Regions from separate parts of the Homo sapiens genome. Here region 1 is linked to region 2. A link is an interaction called in ENCODE POLR2A ChIA-PET data of the cell type or tissue named here. Cell type or tissue: PC-9. All regions are shown on one strand. Each heading gives the region's core, and the rest is flanking DNA. Links, peaks and the distances in the headings are about the cores only.

Region 1 (9,581 bases), core at 1-8,000, 1.0 Mb after region 2:
TACTTTGATCATGCTATATAAAATTGTACCTCCACCCCAGTCCTTATCCTTTTTCCCCTGCTTTTATTTCTTCTGTAGTATGTATCTTTTAATTAATTTAAAATTTTACTTACTGATTTCATTATTATACAGCTCTCCTTTCTAGAATGTAAGCATCATGGGAGGAGGGATTTGTATTCATTTTATTTACTGCTGATTTCACTGTTGTATTCTCAGTACCTGTACTGAGAAACAGTACCTGGGATGTTTGTTGAATGAGTAAATTATATATGTCTATGTAATATTTATCTTTTGAAAACCAGAAAGATGAAATGACTGCTGCAGGGAAATAATGTACTGCAATCAGTATCAAGAAATGGAAGTAAATTTTCTTTGCTGAGTAACCCCAATATTTTCCTTTGTTAGAGATGTACAGTCTTACTACGTCTTTGTGAGCTCATGGATGATGAAAATGGAATCTATTTTGTCTAAAGAGCAGAGAATGGATAAATTTGCTGAAGATCTCACCAATAGATGTAATGTTTTTATACAGGTAGTTGCATCTTATTTCGGGGAATCATTTTTTTGTTAATCCAACTTACAGAAGTTAAACTTTGAAAAAACTGAACAAAGGGTAGAGTATGTTTTTGTTTATTAAAGCAAGTTGATTTGGTTATGTTGGGATCTGTGTGACTTATTAATTTAAATTTTCTAACAACCCATTCAAAGCTCTATATTCCTTTACAACTTGACTATTTAGCTGTATCGTAGAAGTTTTGATATGTTGTATTTTTACTGTCATTTATTTCAAACTATTTAAATTTTTATTATAACTGTGGGCTTTTTGAAAGATTTCCTTATTTTGAAATATATGAGGATTTTCTAGTTATTTTATTATTGAGTTGTAGCAATAATTAAATAATTTTAGTATTTTGAAATTTGCTTTATGGCCTAGCCCATGGTCAACTTTGGTAAACATTTCACGTCTACTTGAAAAGAATGTATAATTTGTATTTGTCAGTTGTAGCATTTTGTATATGACAAGAGGGTCATACTGATTAATGATATTGTCTGGGTATTTCAGATACTGAGAGTCATGTTAGAATTTCCCACTATTGTGGATTTGTCTGTTTATCCTTGTTCTGTAGTTTTTGTTTTGTGTATTTTTAGGCTAAGTATATAATGTTTAGAATTGTTCTGTCTTCCTAGTAAATTAGACCTTTTCTTGTTAAGAAATATTCCTTGTTATCTCTAGTAATGCTTTTTGTTGTAGGTCTCTTTCGTGTGATATTAACTATAACTGTTTTCTTTTAATTAATGTCTGCATGGTATTATCTTTTTTGATCCTTTCACTTGTGGCCTTCCTGGCTCCTTATAGTTAATGTGTGTCTTCCGTAAGTAACGTATATTTTTCTCCTATCTGATAATCTTTGTTTTTTTTTCTTCATAGTACTATTTTTTCTATATGTCATTGTTGATATATTTGGTTTTAAACTACCACCTGACTAGTTGCTTTGTATTTGTCTCACTTGTTCTGTGTCCCTTTTCTTTTCCTCTCTCGCTCTTTTTTGGAGTATTTTTAATTTTATTTCTCCTCCTCTCTATTAGTTTAATTCTATATTATTTTATTGTTCTTTTAGCGGTCACTCTAGACATTTTAAGATGTATCGTTTGCTCATTTAGCTCTAATGTATGTTAGTAGTTTTACCACTTTCCTGACGGTATAAGGATCTTAAACAGCTTTAGTTCTATTTATCTCCCTCTCATCTTCTGTGCTGTTGTTGTGTACTTTGAGTTCCTCTGTATTTTAAACCTCACAAGGCATTATTATCGCTATTGTTGTTTTTATAGTCAGCGTTTATTTAGATTTACTCATATTTACCTGTTCTGTTGCTTTTTATTCTTCCTACATCTCTTAATTTTCATCTTTCTACTTGGGGAATACCTGCTAGTATTTCATTAATACAAGTCTCTGTTGATGAATTGTAATAGTTTTTGGTCTGAATATGTCTTCATTTCAATCATTTTGCTGTGTTAGAATTCTAGGTTGGTGGGGTTTTTTTTTTTCTTCTAGCTTTTAAAGGTGTCATTTTATGGTCTTCTGGCTTCCTTTGTTTTTGTTAAGAAGTCAACTGTAGGTTTGTTGCTTCTAAAATATGTATCTTTCTTTACTTTTTGGCTTTTAGCAGTGTTCCTACAATGCCCCTAGGTGTGGTTTTCTTTGTGTGTTTGTGCTACTTTGGGGTCAGTAGAGCTTCTTGAATTCATGCAATATTCTTTACCATTAACTCTTCGAGCATTATTTCTTTTCTGTTTCCTCTGTTCTAATTCTCTCTTCATCTGTCTCTAATCAATTCATCTACTGAGTTTTAAATTTTAATAATTTTACTTTTTAGCTGGCTTTTTTATAGTTTACAGTTCTCTTCTGAGATACTTGATTTTGTGTTTTATTTTCTTCAACACATTCAGCTTATTTTGAAGCACATGTCTAATAATTTCATTATTTGGGTATTTGTCTTATCTGTTGTTTCTCTTGTTTTTGTACATCTCTTACCTTTTATATACCCAGTTATTTTTTATAGAGTGCCACACATTATATATGAAAAGCTGTAGACGTAATTTGAGGATCTGGATATTTTCTTCCTCCAGAAGGGATTTGTATTTGTATTTGTATTTGCTTTTGTACACAGCTAGTCTAGGACGGTTAGCAACCCAGGTTATATCAATCTAGTAGGTTGATCAAGATGATTTGAAGCAGGATTTTGATCCTGTGATGGTTGTTTAATTCACCCTTACTTTTTTGGGGGGTTATCCTTCAGGATGCCAACTCAGAACTTAGGTGGTTTATGAAAACCAGCTCCGATGAGCCCCAAGCTCCTGTTTTTATTTCCCTTCCCTGTGAGATGTTGTTGAAAGGTATGTTTGGCTTTTGTCTTTAAGGCAGATGATTTAAGAGAAAGCAACCCTGAATGCCAGGATCACTTCTCTGAGTTTCTGTCTTCCAGATCTTGGCCTTATATTTCCTTATTTATTTGAATCCTCTTTGATGCCTTATGAGGCATTTTTAAACCGTTTTGCCCATATATTCTAGTTGTTCTCAGTGGGAAGGCTGATCTAAATTATTTATTCTATCATTAACTAATACAGACTCCAGACTACCCTCTCCCTCACAATTTAGATTTCAAAATACATCCCTTCACAAATTAATGGTTATCTGGGAATGAGCTAATATGGGCCCTGGAGTTCTGAACTTCAAGTACCCCTAAAAAAGGGAAGCCTCCTTTTTCTGCCTGACTTAGAGTTAGATCTTTGCTGTTCCTTGTTTGTGCTTTTTAATTTTTCCCAGGGCTGCACTAGAGTAGGGTCTGATGTAATAGTCTTGCAGCTGACAAGGTAAGACTGTGGCTCTTTCTGCATGTATGTGCCAAGCTTTGGTCTTACGGTCACCTTTCTTAGGATGCTATCCTCTCTTTGATTTTTTCATTTTCTTAATTTAGCATGTCTCTTCGCCACAGAGAAACTTTGTGTGTGGTTCAGAGGAACTCCTACTTTGCGCTGAGTATCATTCCTTTAGTGAGCCACTGTTTCCGATGGGAGAATACTTTCTTTCACATGTGGTGGGACAGGAGCAAAAGTTTGAGGAACATTGGCATATATCTTCTGCCCCACCTCCATAATGTATCTACAATAACATAGTTAAGGTTCCTTGCTAAACTGTACATGTGTCTCTTTTGGGAACTTTATAGACCCAAAGAATCTCCATCATTATCTTTGTGTTTTTCTGTGTGTCCCTTTTGGGTTTAAATGAAAAAGTGTTTGAGAAGCAATATCCCTTTTTTCCTTTATTCCACTGTTTCACTGAGTTTAATAGCATTAAAAGAATTTTAACACCTCACAAGACCTGGCTTCCTTCATGAATAGAAGGGGAGGGAGAATCTGTTCTCATTGGGCTGGAAGGAGAGAAAGCCTAATGCAGCACCAAACTAGGCAAGGATGAGATAGCAGATGGACTGTGGGGATTGGTCTAGGTGAATAGGAAAGGGGGACTTGGCTTGGAACTCAAAAATTTCTTTGCCTATCTGTATTGACTGAAGAACAGCCCTCTTTCTCCTTATTTTTCAATTTGTAACTCCTCAGAGTCCTCAGCTCTTGCCTTAAGTGGCAACAGATAGGAGTCTTTATTCTCTTCCCTGGCAGGTAAGATAAGGATGAATAGATACCTTTCTAACATTCAAATTGTTTCACTCAAAGCTTTTTTAAGGGAAAGATTCTTAAGCTGTAATTATACACTATTATTTTGACAGTACAAAACTTCTGGTATGTGACAGGATAAATAAACGGTTAGGGCTGCTTTGAAACTTAACCACCATGTATAACATTGTCTCTGTGAGGAAGAGTATTTCCAAATCTTAAGAGCTGGCTTTAAGATGAACTTTAGAAACATTAGTTATTGGTAAGTTGAGGAATAGCTGCTGTTAAATAGATAATGAAATCTTGAAGAAAATCTTTCCTTGTGATTATAATCAATGTTTTCCTTTACAGGGCTTCTTGTATGCATATAGTATTAGTACCATTATTAAAACCACAATGAATCTCTACATGTCCATGCAAAAGCCAATGACCAAAACCTCAGTTAAGGCATTGTGCAGGCTTGTTGAACTTCTCAAGGTAGGTTTTAGATTATTTTACTGCTCCATCATAATTGAGAAATGACCCAGGCTTAAATTAGGATAATCTTGTAAGGTTTGACTACATGATTATATGAGAACAGAAAATTGTGAGAAAGTACTTCTCTCTCAATTGAATAAAGGAACTAGCCATTTAAATAAATTTCTGAGTAACTACTTATGGCTGGTCATTATATTTAAACTTTATTAAATAAAGTTAATATATCCAGTTTACACAGTAAAAAAAAAAGTTAATGTAGTGAGAGAGAAAAGAAAGAAAATGGAAAAGTTAACTTTAATATTATCAGTAAAGCTTTACTCTTGGAAGTTTTAAAAAGGTTGCATGAGTTAAAAAAAAAAAAAACAGCTTGTCTACCATTATCCATTATAGTGTTTACATGCGTATGAGGTTAGTTAACATAAGGCTATTTATTTTGTAATTTAGATGAAGTGCTGTAATCTTGTGATTTGAACAGTGGACTACTTACAGAGGTGGTCAAATGAATTAAGAATTACAGTGCACTTATGCAAGTATGGTAACGTGTTTCTTAGCTTACTTCTGTATTAAAGAAAAAACCTGTAGGCAGGAAAGTCCAGTTAACCTTTTGTAAAAATTGAAATTAAGATTTGCTGGTAAATTTTCTCCTAATAATTGACTAGATTTGTTCAGGAAATAAAGATTTTTCTTTTGGAGATTCTGCCTTTGGATTTTCAGCCTTTTTTTCTTTGTATGATTTGTTTATAGATATTTTATGTTAGATTTATTTTTTATGAACTATAAATACAGACAAGTATATGTGTATGTTAGAATATGTATAAATATGTAATACATAAGCATGGTTTTAAAAATAATAACCACTGTCCCACTTAAGAAATACCCACTGTCCCACTTAAGAAATAGAATGTTACCAATATTTTCAAATGCTGTGTTTTTTCCTAATTGCATCTCAACCTGTCCACCTCAGAGGAAACTACTGTCCTGAATTTTATGTTTATCATTCTCTTGTTTTTCTTTTTAGCTTGCCAAATATGGATGAATCAATAAAGCATTAATCGTTATATATGTTTTTGAAGTTTATATTAGTGGAGCAGTATTTTATGTATTTTTTGATCCATTTTTTTATTCAACATTTTGTTTTTTACTCAGCATTTTGTATTTGAGGGTATCCATGTTGGGATGAGTAGCACATCTATTTTCATTGTTGTGTAGTGGATAGACTTCGGGTTGTTTCCGGTTTTTGTATCATAAACAATGTTGCCATCCTTGTATGTGTTTCTTGGTGTACTTGTGCAGGAGTTTTTGTAAGGAATTATATACCTAAAGTTGGTTACTGGATTATGTGTTACGTATATGTTCACCTTTTCAAGATGATGTCACATTGTCTCTATAGACAGACTATATATATGTGTGTGTGTATATATATATATATATATATATATATATATATGCCTCCCACAATACATTAGAAAATTACATTAGAAATAAAATTGTATTTCCAATTGACCAACACTGGTATTATCGAGCTTCATTTTTTAAAATAAATTAGTGGGTATAATTGGTTTTATGATTTTTAATATTTAACCCCTGATTGTTAGTGATGGTAAATATCCTTTCAATTATTTATTAACTATGTTTCTTCTTTTGTGAAAAATCTGTTCATGTCTTTTCCATTTTTTTTATTGGATTGTGTGCCTTTAAAAAACAAAATCTTTCATTCATTTTGGGTCTTCTTATATCCTGAACATTAGTCACTTGTACCTGGTAGATATTTTGTGATACATCGGCTTGCCTTTTTATTTTCTTTATAGAGACTTTTGATGAACAGAAGTGCTTAGTTTTAGTATAGTTGAATTTATCAGTTCTATACTTTGTAAGTTTTTTTTTTTTTTTGAGACGGAGTCTTGCTCAGTTGCCCAGGCTGGAGTGCAGTGGCGCCATCTCGGCTCACCTCAACCTCCGCCTCCCAGGTTCAAGCGATTCTGCCTCAGCTACAGGAACTACAGGTGTGCGCCACCATGCCCGGCTAATTTTTGTATTTTTTAGTAGAGACAGGGTTTCACTATGTTGGCCAGGCTGGTCTCGAACTCCTGACCTGGTGATCCACCTGCCTCGACCTCCCAAAGTGCTGGGATTACAGGCGTGAGCCACCACGCCAGGACTGTAAGGTTTTTTTGTATCTCATTTACAAATCCCTTCCCTAGCCTAAGGTCGTAAAGATCTTCTATAATTTTGCCTGAAATTTTTAAGTTGATTGTCAGAAAATTATTTCTGATTCTTTTTAGGCAATAGAGCATATGTTCTACAGGAGAAGCATGGTTGTGGCTGATTCAGTTTCACATATAACACAGCACCTTCAACATCAGGCTCTTCATTCTATTTCTGTGGCCAAGGTATGCAGCTTATTATGTATTTAGCATAAGTATGTTATCTTTTTTGTTTGTTCTTTCATTGTTTTATATGTGTTTTCTGGTTTAACCTGTTTATTCCATTCCTTCAAACATAATATGCTCGGTTATTTATCTCCATAGTATTTTACAATTTTTACTTCAAGTTATTGGCATTATCTTTACTGTGAAATTGCAGCATGTAATACATTAATACACTTCTAAAAAGACATTGCACTTTTGAAATTGATGCATCATTTAAAAAATGATTTCTTAGTAAATTAACATGGAAATTTTAAAGTATGCCTAATACATTTGCTGTTTCTGACAGTACTAAGGGATCATATTACAGAAGTAAAGTATAAATGTCAGAAGCTTAAATGGGGAAAGTATTTGTGTATGCTCTCTTAAATTGAATCATGGAAAAGATAATCAAGAAGTTTTTCTTCTGAGTCTTTTGTTACTGCCTCAGAAACAAATAGTTTTCCTGTTTTATTTTTAAGAAAAGAGTGATTTCTGACAAAAAATACAGCGAACAGCGTCTTGATGTGCTCTCTGCTCTAGTTTTGGCTGAAAACACTCTAAATGGACCAAGCACAAAGCAACGGCGACTTATTGTTTCTTTGGCACTAAGTGTTGGCACACAAATGGTAAGTGTATTGCTATTACTTATGGAACAGAAATGAGATCTGAGATTTCACAGTTCCCTTGTTACTGACCCTAGAAACCTTTGACTGCAACTTCTCTGCCTTTTTTTCCTGTCCCTGATAGAAAACATTTAAAGATGAAGAACTCTTTCCACTTCAAGTAGTCATGAAAAAACTGGATCTTATTAGTGAACTTAGAGAACGGTAAGTAGGACTGGGATATGCTGTGGTACTCCAAAGACAGGGTTAATAGAAACATTGATTTTCTTTTTAGCATAGCAAGAGAAGAAATAAAATTCAGATCGAGCATTAGTTCCTTTCTGTAACTTCTTTAGCATGACCAAAATGAGATTGTGACTAGGGATCATATTTATTTAGCTTTGCTTCTACAGGAAGCATGTAGCCCCTAGAAAAACTCACATGAGAAAAAGCAGTGCAACCTCAGAGCATCTGGCCGACTTTGATGCATATCGTGATTATTATGTTGGGTATCTTTATTGGACTTAAATTGCTGTATTATAACAGGGCTTCCTCTATTTGTGTGAGACTTAGCAATCCATGATACGTAGTGTTCTATGATTTTATTTTAAGACACGAATTTGAATTAACATTGTTGAATTAGTTTTTGGAAGGCTTATTTTTGTAGCTCCTTCTGGCTTTCTTGTTTTCTTTTTGTTGAGTAAGCGTAAATTTCTTGAAGGGAAATTTGAATTTTGGTTTCCAGCTGAATTAAGGTTACAGCACAATTTCCATTTAGTATTCATATTTATAACTTACTTTTTTGTTGTTCTGGAGAAGCTGACATTTTTCTTGTTATTGGCATTTAATTTTCCACTCTTGGAAGAAATATTGAGCCTTTTTCATTATAAGATAGTTAATGATCATTCTGTTGCCCTTTAAGGTGTGAAATAGTCACTTGGCAAAGATTGTAGACATGTTAAGTGTGGGTTTTTTTTTGGGGCGGGGGGGGTCACAATTTTTTTTTTTTAAAAGATTTTTCTTTCCAACTTAGAGTCAGGGAAAATGGAGCATGTGATGCAAGTATTTAAGTCTAGTCATAGCAAATAATATTGAAAATGAGTTTGTTTTTATTTACCAAAACCAAAAATGGTCAATAAATGTTTATTTTAAACTCTGATATTTGAATATTATGCATATCATTTTTCAAGTATGGTTTACAAAAGCATATGTGCAGAATTCTGACAATGTCAGGCATTGGAGTGTTTGTTACCTTTGTTTCATTTTGATAGTATTTCTTTTGTGACTTTTCTATACTATGTTGGGTTAAGTGATGTAGGGAATGCGAACTGTGTAAGATGGAACTCTTCCTTCTGTAGTAGATGTCATTCCTTTCATATTGTTTTGGGATTCTTCAGTTTTGGTGTGACTGATTACTACTTTACATTGTAGAGTCCAAACACAATGTGACTGTTGTTTTTTATACTGGCATCGAGCTGTCTTCCCAATTTATTTAGATGATGTATATGAAAATGCTGTTGATGCAGCCAGATTACATGTAAGTAAAGAACAATATAAAGAATAATTCTATCATTTTAAAAGTCACTGTGTAAACCGTTTTAGTTTAAAATAGATCATTTGATTTAATAAACTTTTAAAATTGACTGTTTTGTAAACTGCATATTCATAAAGTGTTTATAGTCTGTAGTTAAATTTTATGTTACTGTTAACGAAGTTAATTTATTTAATTTCTTCCTTCATGTTCCTAATCATTTTCATTTCACTTAATTTTAGTTTATGTCATAGTAATCTGACATTTACTCATCAGCAAATTACAATGCAAAAGAAAAAATATTTTTAAGAAATATTCATATTTTTCTTTATGGAAATAAGTGTGTTTAAATGCACAAGATAGGAAAGGACTAGCGAATGTGATTTTTTTTGG
Region 2 (13,669 bases), core at 3,295-11,294:
TCTCTCTGTACAGTTCTGTAAGATAGCACTTTTACGGTGTGGAGACTGCTACTTGCAAGGTTGGGAATGTGCAGAAAGAAACTATTTTTTAAAGATAGACTCTTCCTCCAAAGTAAGGAATGGCTCTGCCATTTCCTTAAATGTCCCAAACATTGTTCTTTGATTAATGATTGCTTTGATCTGAAAAAAGAATTTGGATTTGGTTTCTTGTAAACCTAATATTGGGGATTATATATGCATGAATGAGCCTCCTTGGCATACCTGTCCTGGCTGAAAGGCACTTTCTGTTATGACTTTTCCTTGCCCAGTAACCTGTTTTCAACAACTGCCTAGTGTTCAAAGTTCAGAAATATCTTTCATTCAGATGTACTCTGAAATTGAGCCCTGGAAAACAGTTGCAAAAGTATGACACAAACCTGTTACTGCTTGCTTTTAGAGGACAATCAAGGAAGATCTAAATTATACCTTAAAAGAGGCAAGAATTTATGCCATGGATCAGAATTTTATAATCTCAGTATATTTTTGTGGAAGAAAAAAGAATTACCTATTAACGTAATTTGCTCCCCTAAAACTAGTACATGGCCTTTAAGACAGTGCCAGTGGCCGGGCGCAGTGGCTCACGCCTGTAATCCCAGCACTTAGGGAGGTCAAGGTGGGCGGATTGCTGAGCTCAGGAGTTGGCGACCAGCCTGGGCAACACGGTGAAACCCCGTCTCTACTGAAATACAAAAAATTAGCCGGGCATAGCAGCATGCGCCTGTAGTCCCACCTACTCGGGAGGCTGAGGCAGGAGAATTGCTTAAACCCAGGAGGCGGAAGTTGCAGTGAGCTGAGATCACGCCACTGCACTCCAGCCTGGGCAACAGAGTGAGACTCCGTCTTAAAAAAAAAAAAAGGGGGGGGGGCCAGCACATATTTTAATGACTTTATTCTTACCTGACACACTTGCTCAGATTAATTTTGGTAAAGGAGTTCTTATAATAAGTTGTCTTGCACAGGTATCCCTTTAATATGCAGTGGAAAAAGAAACAGTCTGGAGTAAGATCAGGGAAAACTGTAACTTTACTATTAGGCAAGTGTCTCTCTTTAAAGGCAATGGCCAGAAGCCAGAGAAATGAATCCATGCCAGTGCCATCTGTGGCCCAAGATTTGAAGGGATTCTGCCTTATGGTTTCACAAATCCTTAAAATCAGGTACAAAAAGCAGCAGTCTTGAAACAAATTTCTAAGGGGCTGTACAGCAGCCAGTATAAAAGGCTGTATTACACATCTCCTCAGTTTTGGGTGGTGCTGTTTGTTTTCTGTTTTTGGTGATTAGTACAAAGGTTTTACAAATGTTTGAGGACCTTTTCTGATGAAGTTAAGACCTGAAGAATGAGTGGGACTAGGCAGAGGGAAGTCTATGTGTTTAAGGTCATGGCAGGTGGGTGGGGGAGGCAAAGAACTTGGCATAAGGAGCCTAGACGAGATCAGGGGTGACTGGAGCTCCCCAGTCAAGAGAGAGCTAAACTTGGTGAAGTAACATTTCTAGCTCTAAAAGAAAACATAAATTAAAACTGAATATTTTTCAGGCAGTGTAGTATAGTTCCTTAAAAAACAAAGTTAGAGTTCCATTTTTTAACTCACAAGCACATTATATGACTTAATAGGAGTTTAAGGTCAATATATACAAATTATTAACTTATGTAAATTAATTTATCAGCTGCCTAATTCAGGGAAACCAAAAAATACATTTAAAATAGACTAGTAAAATAGATTTCACCCAGTATCACTTTCTTTTGAAGCCCTCTAAGAAGCTGCCTAATTATTACTTATTTGAATGACTTAAAGTGTATTTTATCACATAAAGCAACAAACATCATCTTGTTTATATTGTTGATAAAATAACAATTTTCCTTAAGAGAAAATATTTTTTAAAAATCTTGCATTGCAAGATTTCATTCTTAGCAAATGGGAGAAACTATTCTTTCCACTTTTCATGCCTAATTTCTACTGCTGTAGAAGTCCTTTTAATTGGGCCCTCATAACTATATTCAATTAGAATTATTAAAGTTAATTGGTACTCCTTTAACTCACTAAGACAACCCAGAAAACAGGCAATAAGGCATGTTTTTGAAGAAAGGAAAACACTGCACACATAATACAGTGTAGGAGGGGAAAAAAAATACAAATAGCTTCAAACACTGTCATATCTAAGTATGTGACATTTGGAAGGCAGCATTTAAAAAACAATCCTCATTGGACTCAAGAGGATTTTAAAGCATCTCCGTTAGAGTGAGGTAGTGAGGGGATAGATAGAAGCTATCTAAGATAGAAGCTACCTAAGTCCCCTTCTACTACCTGGAACTCACTCACGGAAACCCATTTCTCTCTTAGATACTCAAGAAAGCAATGTTTACAAAATTATAAAAAACATTTTTATGATAGGTTAACATGGGAGCTTGCATACATAAGAAGTTCCAGAGGAGAAAACATGACATTCAGTTAAATGCAACATGGGCCAAGGAAGACAGAGACCCCAGCTCTGACAAGCATAAATTAGGATATTATGCACCTGACACATTCAGAATGTCCATTTTCTTTCCCATCAGAGTATGAAGTCCAACAATGAAGTCAATACATAAAAAAGGTGACCTGATTTTACCTGGTGTAAAATTTTAGTTAGCACTACTAGCAAATTATGAAGTTTGGAAATTTGTTGTAGTATATACTAATTTAAAATTTACTCAAATTCCTGTTTGTTTGAGACAAGAGTCTTGCTGTGTCACCCAGGCTGGAGTGCAGTGGCGCGATCTCGGCTCACTTTAGGCTCTGCCTCCCAGGTTCAAGGGATAATGCCTCAGCCACCAGGGAGTAAGGGACTACAGGTGTGCACCACCACACCCTGCTAATTTTGTATTTTTTGTAGAGACGGGGGGTTCTCCATGTTGGCCAGGCTGGTCTCAAACTCCTGACCTCAAAGTGATCTGCCTGCCTTGGCCTCCCAAAGTGCTGGAATTATAGGCATGAGACACCCCATACCTGGCCTCAAATTCCTTTTTTATCTTCATTCTCTACTTGAACAAATATTAATCTTTAAAATAATTTTAGAGACAGTATCTGATAATCAAAGACCAAGTGCTTTTATCAGTTATATAGTGACACACTGCTTGGATCAAGTGGAAAATATCTCAAAAATACACTCATAACGAAGTATCAAAAGCCTTAAAATTTTGCATATTTGGTAACCCAGCAATTCAAAGAATTTAAGAAAACAGTCATGGATGTACATGGGATTCAGTGAAGTGCTGTTTATAACTGTGAAAAGATGTAAATAGTCAAAATATCCAATAGAAGATTAAATGAATTATGATTGAGTCATACAGCAGAATAATAAACCAATAAAAATGATGCAGAAGACTATGCATGACCTGGAAAAGATGTTCCCAATATATTGTTAAGTGAAAAAAGCAGGTTACAAAATGGTATGCACAATATGAGCCCATTTTTATAAAAATATACATATTTAGCAAAGTAAAAGGACAAATGATATTTATCAAAATATTAACATTGGTTCTTTCAACATAGTAGGATGACTGTTGATTTTGCTTAACTACTCCCCCATTTTTTCCTATTTGAATTTACTACAATGAAGTTTGTTTTTTAAATGGAGAGTAGGAGATGAGGACATTATTAACCTCTGATTAGCCCACATATACTCCTAAAGGCTCCTTCTGGCAAAGTAAATGTTTCTGTTCAGCCTATATCTGGGAAATTGCTTCTACCTTATAAATTTGAGTGTCCTTCAAAGATGATATTCACTCCAACTTCCTTTTAGGCAAACTATACAATAGCAATTTTTGATATTAAAAACTTAAAAAAGAAATCCCTCAAGTTAATTAACACCAAAAAGAATAGATGAGAAAATACAAATCCTCACTTTTCAAAAAGAAACAATCCAAGTACATACTACTAAATTATACAAAGTTACATTATTTACGTTTAGTTTATTGCAGAGATGAAGACAGCATACTAGAAGTTGGCTTCTATTTCACACCGTTCACAGCACTCACTCTGTTCTCCATTTCATCCACTCACCCATGCAAAAGGTCTGTACACGCAATGATGTCTGATGTTTCTTGGTTTCCATAGTGTAACAGGAAACTTGACATTTCAATTAAAAAGGTAAAATGAAGACATTTACCATCAGACTATAAAACTCCTCTTCTGTAAGAGAATACTATAGTACTTGAAGATATGATTTGAAAAAAAATCATGTACCAAATGAAAGGGGCACCATTTCAAGAGCACTAGGACTACATTAAACTTAAATATATTCCCACATTCTTAAAAATGTAACTCAAAACCAAATCTAGTCTTAAAAAAGCTCCAGTAACTAAAACTACATTAACAGGCACGATGAACAGTGTAAACACTGTTAATGGGCACCAAGTTTAACAGGGCAGACAATATTTGCTTCTGCATTCACACTTATTCAATTACATTTTTTAAAAAAATGATGCTGCTTAAACTATTAATGTTTTACCAAAAAAATAATAATTTTAATAAATACAGCAAATGCTAGAAATCTAGCTAGGTTATCATGCAAGGTATAACCAAGACAAACTCAAATTTATAATAAAGGCAACTTGCATTCAAAATGAACTCTACCCTTATATTTTATTAAAAGGGCAAACATCATGAATTAACCCAGCCGCTTACTTGAATTACAAAAGTAACATGATTCAATATGAAAATAAGAAACTGTCTACAAATCTCTGACAGTAATAAATTGCAATATACAATGCATACAGGAGTCATACAGAGCAACAAACTCTCGTACAAAACAAAAATATTTTAATACCTTTAAAATCCAAATTTTTCTTTAAAATCATTCATGAAAAAGATTCTCAAGTCAGAATTAACACCTCAATTAGTCAAGCATCAGGAAGCTACATTACAGCTATTAATATACAAAGATACATCTTTTCACCAGTCTTTCCTTCTGATGTCTCTGTTCCAGAATCATACAGACTCTCATTTCTCTACACTCCCCATTCCATCATTTCTTCAGATCATGAAAACTGAATTTGCTGAACACCAGAAATCTAAGATTAGAAAATTTAAATTGAGCAGAATTAAAGAAAAGGAGATTAAAAGTACCATATGCATATTATAAAAATTCAGTGAATAAAAAGACAATAACAAGTCTAATTCCCATTTCTTGTGTATCTTTCTAGAAATCTCCTATGCAAATATGAACATATGCTTATTTTTAACTATTAAGAGAACACTATATACTGTTATCTACATTGAGAAAACACAATTTTAATAACCTTCTTTATCAGGTCCTTAATAGCATGTTGAAATTAACTATATCAATAGATATAATAAAAAAAAAATTTTTTTTTTGAGACAGAGTCTCACTCTATTGCCCAGGCTGGAGTGCAGTGGTGTGATCTCAGCTCACTGCAACCTCCACCTCCAGGGTTCAAGTGATTCTCCTGCCTCAGCCTCCAAGCAGAGGGGATTACAGGTACACGCCATGACGCCCAGCTAATTTTTGTATTTTTAGTAGAGACAGGGTTTCACCATGTTGGCCAGGCTGGTCTTGAACTCCTGACCTCAGGTGATCCACCCACCTCGGCCTCCCAAGGTGCTGGGATTACAGGCATGAGCCATGGGGCCCTGTCGATACAATCAAATTTTTTAAGCATTTAAAATACAAAGGACTGTACCTGTTGATATGATGTTGTGTAAACCATAACATTTTGTTGTTGACCGTCTGTGGTTATTAAGCCAGCTGGTAACTGGTTAGCTAAAAGAAAAAAAATTAGTTAAAGAGGGAAATGAACTATATCTACTTTCTTGGGTTGTATCTTAAGGTTGTACCATTAATGTCTCATTACAATTCTGCCCGGTATCAATGATGTAGTCTTGGACAAAATAATAAATCCTCCAATTTTCCATTTTAAAAAATGTTCCCTAAAAACCACATTATTTTATATTGCGTTTTTCAATTTTCCTATCTCTAACATGTACCTTAGCTAACTGCCCATGTGTACAAATCTGTAGACAGACTGGATGAAGTTTCTGATTCATGATTAAACTACACTACACCATGAGGTTTGGCTAGGAGCAACATATAACTGAGCAGCATATAGTTTACATATGAGAAATATATATAATGAGAAATTTACTCAACATAGCCCTTTTATTTCACCAATATGACAACATGATACTCAATTTAAAAAAAACTGAGTTGAAATTTATTTAAATCATAAGATTTTATATTACAAACTTTTCCTTAATATTCCTATCTCATATGAATCTTCACCAAAAACTAGGGGCTACAGAACTCAGTCAGAACTATCAGTGAAAGGTTATAATGTCTACAGAATTAAACTTTTCTACACTTATCACTCACTGACTTCAAATAAAAGGGCATGAACTGATAAGAACTATTTAAAATAGTGCTTTGTCAAAATACTCACTGCTGACATTCCAAAAATACCATTAGATACTTAGTATGAATCATTGCTAACAATCTACATGACTTGTATTATAACAATGCTTACTAAATGCCTCCTCTGTAAGCTCTTCACTTAGTCCATCTGTAGCTGTGACTGCTCCACCAATTCCCTTTTCTCCTTTCATAGCCTGAGGAAGGAAAAAAAAAAAGTCACTGATATTCAAATGAAATTGTCTTCCAAATGCAAATGCTTACTTATTGCCTAAAATTAGGAGCTTCTATTATTACAAACTCTAAGCAGAGTATTTATTAACACTTCTGGTTAATTACATATGAAGAAGGCTTTCAGAAGGCTAACTTTTAATATAAGCTGTAATCATTAACAAGACAGAGTTAGTAATGACCTAGAAAGCAAAGTATTTACAGATAAAAATAAATTATTCTAATTCCACATCATATCAAAGGGGTAACTCTACTTACAGATGAAGAAGTCTGCAAAACACCACCAATATTGAGCTTATAAATCTACAAATGATCCAAGTGATCACTTAAGTATATATATGTCTCTCAGCCAACTGGGCAGTACTGTAGCAAGCTGAGAGTTAAAAATTCCTAAATTAATTTGGCCAAATACTTCTAGGTTCCTATGATACTGAAGATCTGTAAAAATAATGTCAGGAATTTACACATTCTTTTCCTACTTCAATTATTCCATGCAAATATCACTAATTTAATGGGATTCAAACACTAAAGATATTAAGAATATATTTTGAAAGTAATGTGAATCTGACACCTAAGCTGGCATGTGGAAATAAATATGCTGAACTCAACTGCTTTTCACAAAATCCATTCCTACAGGCAAAGATAAACCTAAGAAATATAGAAGAATTCAATCAATAATAAGACATATGATTATACCTTCCTCTTTTTATTATCTAAAAGACTCCAACCTTACTACTTTTAATGCTACTTCTTTGAAATTAACAATAGCAGCAAGAAGTAACATTAATGAGCACTGAACATTATTTAGTACCATCCATAATTCTATGATATAGGTACTATTAGCCTCATTTTACAGATGAGGAAACCAAGGCCTAAAGTAATTAAATAATCTGTCCAAGGCCACAGAATTTGCATGTGGCAGAGCTGGGATTCAGCCTCCTGGTAGTCTGAATACAAAGTCTGTGCCCTTAAATCATTATATAACTATGCTATAGTTAGTAATAAACAAAGGGAAAAAGAAAGGACTTTCTATTTAAGTACTGTAATATAAGTCAGTGATCCCCAACCCCCAGGCTGCAGACTGATGAGTGTCCGTGGCCTGTTAAGAACCCAGCCACACAGCAGGAGGTGAGGGTCTGGTAATCCAGCATTACCACCTGAGCTCCGCCTTCGGTCAGATCAGCGGCCACGTGAGATTCTCATAGGCGCTGGAACCCTATTGTGAACTGCGCATGCAAGGGATCTAGGCTGTGCGTTCCTTATGAGAATCTAACTAATGCCTGATGATCTGAGGTGGAACAGTTTCATCCTGAAGCCATCTACCCCTCGCACCCCTCCCCTGACCCCAGAGCGTGGAAAAATTGCTTTCCACAAAACAGGTCCCTGGTGCCAAAAATGTTGAGGACTGCTGATATAAGCAATTAAATACTTCTGAGAAATGTTACATAATTTACTACAAAATGAATTTTTAAAACAAGTAATACATTTACAAAGTTAAAATAAATAATGTCTCTTATTTTCTTAAAAGCACAATGGGGGCCGGGCATGGTGGCTCACACCTGTAATCCCAGCACTTTGGGAGGCCGAGGCAGGTGGATCACCTGAGGTCAGGAGTTTGAGACCAGCCTGGCCAACATGGTGTAACCCCCGTCTCTACTAAAAATACAAAACTTAGCCAGGCATGGTGGTGCACGCCTGTAATCCCAGCTACTCAGGAGGCTGAGGCAGGAGAGTTGCTTGAACCCAGGAGGCAGAGGTTGCAGTGAGCCGAGATCTTGCCACTGTACTCCAGCCTGGGCAACAGAGCGATACTCCACCTCAAAAAAAAAAAGAAGAAAAAAAAAAGCACAATGGGAGATATTTTATTTACCTCTCTGAATTTCTGAAGGTATAATTTCAGAGGTTCCACATAACTGTCAAAGCCTAAAGTAGACATAGCAAAGAGAATATCTTCTCCATTGATTGTTTTCCGTTTCTCTTGATGGCACCTTTCACTTGCTTCAGATGTTATAAAACTGATGAACTCACTTACACATTCTTGAACACATTCTTTGGCATCTTTTGCAATCTGAAGAGAAAATCATAGGTAAATTACAGAAACTATAACCATCACCTTCCTAACAACCTACAAAAATGAAAGCCTATTCAGAAGAACACATCTTCACTTTATGACTATTTAATCTCTTAAATATATGTTATAACATTAACACAATGTGTGCTATCAAAAGTCCACACCTCAGAGTCAGAATAAAAGCTCAAATACAAGTGAGAGAAGCCTTGACAACTATTTACAGAAACAAATCTAATTTAGATGTAAAAGAGTGCCTGGCAGGGTGACTCATGCCTGTAATCCCAGCACTTTGGGAGGCCGAGGCGGGCGGATGACCTGAGGTCAGGAGTTCAAGACCAGCCTGGCCAACATGGCGAAACCCCATCTCTACTAAAAGTACAAAAAATTAGCTGGGCGTGGTGGCAGGTGCCTGTAATTGCTGCTACTCAGGAGGATGAGGCAGGAGAATTGCTTGAACCCAGGAGGCGGAGGTTGCAGTGAGCCGAGATTGAGCCACTGTACTCCAGGCCTGGGCAAAAAGAGCGAGACTCCGTCTCAAAAAAAAAATTAAAAAAATTTTAAAAAGATATAAAACAGCAATCACTGGATGTTCCTACCACCCCACAGAGGATGAAAACTCTTAATAACCCAGTGCCCCTGGAAAATCCATTCCACCATGCATATTTTGTGGGCGACATAAGTACCACTTCTCTGCCCTAGCATTTCCATGAATAAAGACACCAGAAAACAAAAAGCAAAACAGGAACTAAAAAACTGAATTCACATAAGGCTTGGAAAAGAGAGAAATGATAACATACGGTGACTTTGACTTTTTTATTATTTGGGATACACAGTGTCAGATACAGGTTTTGAGTTTACTAAAAAGCCTGCCTAAAGAAGCACACATCTGCCACTTCATTATAAAAACAATTTTTCCCTTAAGGGTCTGGGGTCTAAAAATGAAACTCCAATGGATTAATCAAGCAATTGCAAAGCCACTTGTAACAGCAATACCACTCAAACTCCCTGCCGAAACACACTGTCTTTCACCGCCATGCCTATTTTCCATACTGGAGAAAGTAAACAAGAACTGCATAAATGCAGTCAAGCAAGATAATATAATGTGAGCCACATATGTCAGTTTAGATTCTCTAGTAGCCATATAAAATAAAATAAAATTAATTTTAATATATTTAATTTAACCCAATATAGCCAAATTCTTACCATTTAAACATAGAATCAATTTTTAAATGAGAAATTTTAATTCTTTTCTTCATACTAAGTCTTCAAAATCTGGTGTTTCAAATTTACAACACATCTCCATTCAGACCAGCCACATTTCAGGTGCTCCTGAGCACATGGCTTGTGGCTATGGTACTGACCAGCGGCATAGCTGGTCATACATAGCCTATGTAAGCAATAATCAGCATTTGTGCTTTTTTTTCCTTAAAACATAAGGACAAAATTCTCAAACTGTAAGTTCTAAGCTTAGTGATGTATTTTAATAGCATATTTATTTGTAAGCTTTATTACTTCCATAAGTCTTTTTAAACTATAAAATGACAGAAAAATTACCAATAGAAAATGATATAAAACGTGTGAATTTTAATTCAGACCAAGTGATGAGCAATGACAATGAGTTTTAAAAGTTCTAAGAAGACAAAACTACTTAAGAAAAAAAAATATCAATTTAAATGTATCTTAGTATCTATAATTATGTAAAAATAGCTGTTTCCAAATACCAGGATTTGTTTTGGAAAATTCTTATTACACCTATATCAGACCAATACGACCTAAATTTACTGCAACATTATAGAAGTTACAGCTTCAGTCTACGGCCATACCACCCTGAACGCGCCCGATCTCGTCTGATCTCGGAAGCTAAGCAGGGTCGGGCCTGGTTAGTACTTGGATGGGAGAAGTTACAGCTTCAGGCCGGGCACAGTGGCTCGTGCCTGTAATCCCAGCTACCAGGGGAGGCTGAGGCAGGAGAATCGCTTGAACCTGGGAGGTGGAGGTTGCAATGAGCCGAGATCACGCCACTGCACTCCAGCCTGGGCAACAAGAGCGAAACTCCGTCTCAAAAAAAAAAAAAAAAGTTACAGCTTCATACACCCAAACCTGATAGTTCTGACAACGTACCTATTTTTTAAAACAGTCGGGCCAGGCACAGTGGCTCATGTCTATAATCCCAGCACTTTGGTAGGCCAAGGCGGATGGATCACCTGAGGTCGAGAGTTCAAGACCAGCCTGACCAACATGGAGAAACCCCATTTCTACCAAAAATACAAAATTAGCTGGGCATGGTGGTGCACGCCTGTAATCCCAGCTACTCGGGAGGCTGAGGCAGGAGAATTGCTTGAACCTGGGAGGCGGAGGTTGCAGTGAGCGGAGATTGTACCATTGCACTCCAGCCTGGCCAATAAGAGTGAAACTCTGTCCCCAAAAAAAAAAAAAAAAAAAAAAAACAGTCTAAATTCTATTTTATCTGCCTCCAATAAGTGGGAGAGAGGAGAACATTTAGGGACATGACAGAATTGAAAATGGGACACTGTTCAGTAACTGTGTATGTAGACATGAAAGAAATATTTGATTTGCTGAAAGCCTGAATGATTGAAATCAACAGCTAACTGTACCCATGACCTATGAATTCATGTAGTTTCGTGTTTCCCTTGAAAAAACCTAGTTAAATTTCTCCTCTACGTTACCTTTCCCGTTTGAGGTATGGCATTTTTCATTATCCTAGCCACGTTTGCTATTGGAAGATATATATCTTGTTCTCTGAAACTTTCTTTTGAACCATTTGTGTCTTCATGATCATTCATGCTGTCCTCAGTATCTAAAGAAATAAAAATATTTAGGTGTAAAGCTTCTTATTATTTCTATTTCAAGATAGAAAAAACTACCAAAGTGATCCAGAATAAAATCATTCTGGTTCACCTCTTAACCATTATTTAGGGATTAGGATAGCAAGTCTCTTCATAATTTTTACAGAGCCAGAACTGAACTTTTTTTTTATTAATTTCAGACTCACTGCCTAGAACACTTTTTATCCTCAAATATACCTGCTAAAATCCTACTTGCCCATTCTCCAAAAATCTCAAATAACATCTCCATACCACCTTCAAAAATGATCTTTTCTTTCATAAAATGTAAGTGCTTCTCTATGCCTTTTCTCTTACACATTTTTAGAATTTTTATTATTCCTCATTTCTCCTATTAGATTTTTGCTACTTAATGTCACGAATCAGCTTTGTGTTTCCTACAGCTTGGTACAGCACCTTCCACAGAGTAGGTACTCATAAATATTTATTATACGACTTAGCTATAAAACTTACAGACCGTAACCTATGGCTCCTTCAATACTGCTAGATTAAGAGGTTGTATGTTTCTCCAAACCCAAGTTTATATAAACTCATTTATGTAAAAGTCTATATAAAACTTTTAAAGTTGATATAAAGTTGTCTTGTCTGTATAAAGTTTATATAAAATTCTTTAAAGAATGGAAAAACTGGACTTGATTATTACTGATCCAGTTGGCTTACTAATGTAACTAGTTTTTGAACAAAGCTAGAGCAGTGATCCAACTGTTCATACAAAAAGGGACTTTTCAAATTATATAAATTTAGCTATAACTGAAGCTTGCGCAGTACCAATAACATCCTTTTATGACTAAATGCAGTATCCTGTAAGTAAACTGCCCACTCTTCATATGTACTAAGTAAGGAGGCAAGGCACTTAAGTTGATTCAATTTACGTTTTTATGTGTTTAAAATGATGTTATCAGAATTAATTTATTTGAATATCCGTTTCAGGATGAAATTAATCCCTCTGGCAAGTTTCTTCTAAAAATATATCTCAATTTTTAAAAATTTTACAAATCAGGCCAGGCGTGGTGGCTCATGACTATAATCCCAGCACTTTGGGAGGCTGAAGCAGGCAGATCATCTGAGGTCACGAGTTTGAGACCAGCCTGACCAACACAGCGAAACCCTGTCTCTACTAAAAAAAAATTAGCTGGGCATGGTGCTGGGCGCCTGTGATCTCAGCTAACGGGCAGGCTGAGGCAGGAGAATTGCTTGAACCCAGGAGGCGGAGGTTGCAGTGAGCCAAGATTGTGCCACTGCACTCCAGCCTGGGCGACAGAGCAAGACTCCATCTCAAAAAAAATAAAAAATAAAAAAAAAAAAAAAATTTTTTTTACAAACCAAAATGCCACAAAAGTAAATTATTTCTGATAGGCCAACATAACACTGCCTTTTTTTTTTTTTTTTTTTTTGGAGACAGGGTCTCACTTTGCACTTTGTCACCCAGGCTGGAGTGTGCAGTGGTGCAAACATGGCTCACTGAAGCCTCTACCTCCCAGATTCAAGCAATCCTCCCACCTCAGCCCCCAGCCCCCTAAGTAGCTGGGACTACAGGTACATGCCACCAAGCACAGCTAATTTTTTAATTTTTTTGTAGAGGTGGGGTTTCACCATGTTGCCCAGGCTGGTCTCGAACTCCTGAGCTCAAGTGATCTGCCCACCTTGCCCTCCCAAACTGCTGGGATTATAGGTGTGAGCACCACACTGAGCCAACACTACCATTCTAATACCTGACATAGTTCAAAGTTAATATTGAATGAAAACCAAAAATAAATCATAAGTGCAAGAAATATAATAGCTAGAAATTTAACTCACCCTCTAAATAATTATTTTAGTTACCCTATCAATTGATTATAAATTTCTTATTTAACATTTAAACAGGAAGTCGATAACAAATTTTAAAAGAAACTGTACAGATTTTAGACAAGGTGTATTTTTATAGTAAAAGTCTTTTCAAGGACTCATTCTTTTGAAGACTATTTCTAATAAAAATAGCATGGTACGCCTTTTTAGACTTTCTCATTGAACCGTAACACAAGATTGTAAATTTTCCTATAAAGACACAAGTAGCCTAGAACAC

The links. Peaks named below come from ENCODE experiments on the same cell type or tissue, not always from the same donor. Only the 100,000 strongest peaks of a DNase experiment are listed, where the experiment ranks them.
Region 1: POLR2A ChIA-PET joins it to region 2 with 5 read pairs; 2 of 35 experiments call an interaction of 5 or more read pairs at or near these places.

Annotation. Positions count from the first base shown.
Region 1 is chr12:105,133,365-105,142,945 of GRCh38, forward strand. It overlaps WASHC4 (WASH complex subunit 4), which reads left to right. Exons shown (of 33, transcript NM_015275.3): 14 at 406-532; 15 at 4,522-4,647; 16 at 6,930-7,037; 17 at 7,535-7,681; 18 at 7,803-7,882; 19 at 9,089-9,194. Among named protein-coding and RNA genes, the nearest start is that of WASHC4, 30 kb to the left of the region's middle. In PC-9, for the core only: no CTCF peak of the experiment used is centred there; no DNase peak of the experiment used is centred there.
Region 2 is chr12:104,114,684-104,128,352 of GRCh38, forward strand. NFYB (nuclear transcription factor Y subunit beta) reads right to left here. Exons shown (of 8, transcript NM_006166.4): 4 at 11,431-11,561; 5 at 8,543-8,740; 6 at 6,557-6,638; 7 at 5,717-5,796; 8 at 2,403-5,086. The coding sequence ends at 5,054. It also overlaps the pseudogene RNA5SP370. Among named protein-coding and RNA genes, the nearest start is that of NFYB, 17 kb to the right of the region's middle. RefSeq lists an enhancer at 1,909-2,078. In PC-9, for the core only: no CTCF peak of the experiment used is centred there; a DNase peak (open chromatin) is centred at 6,538; H3K27ac peaks cover 1,210 bases.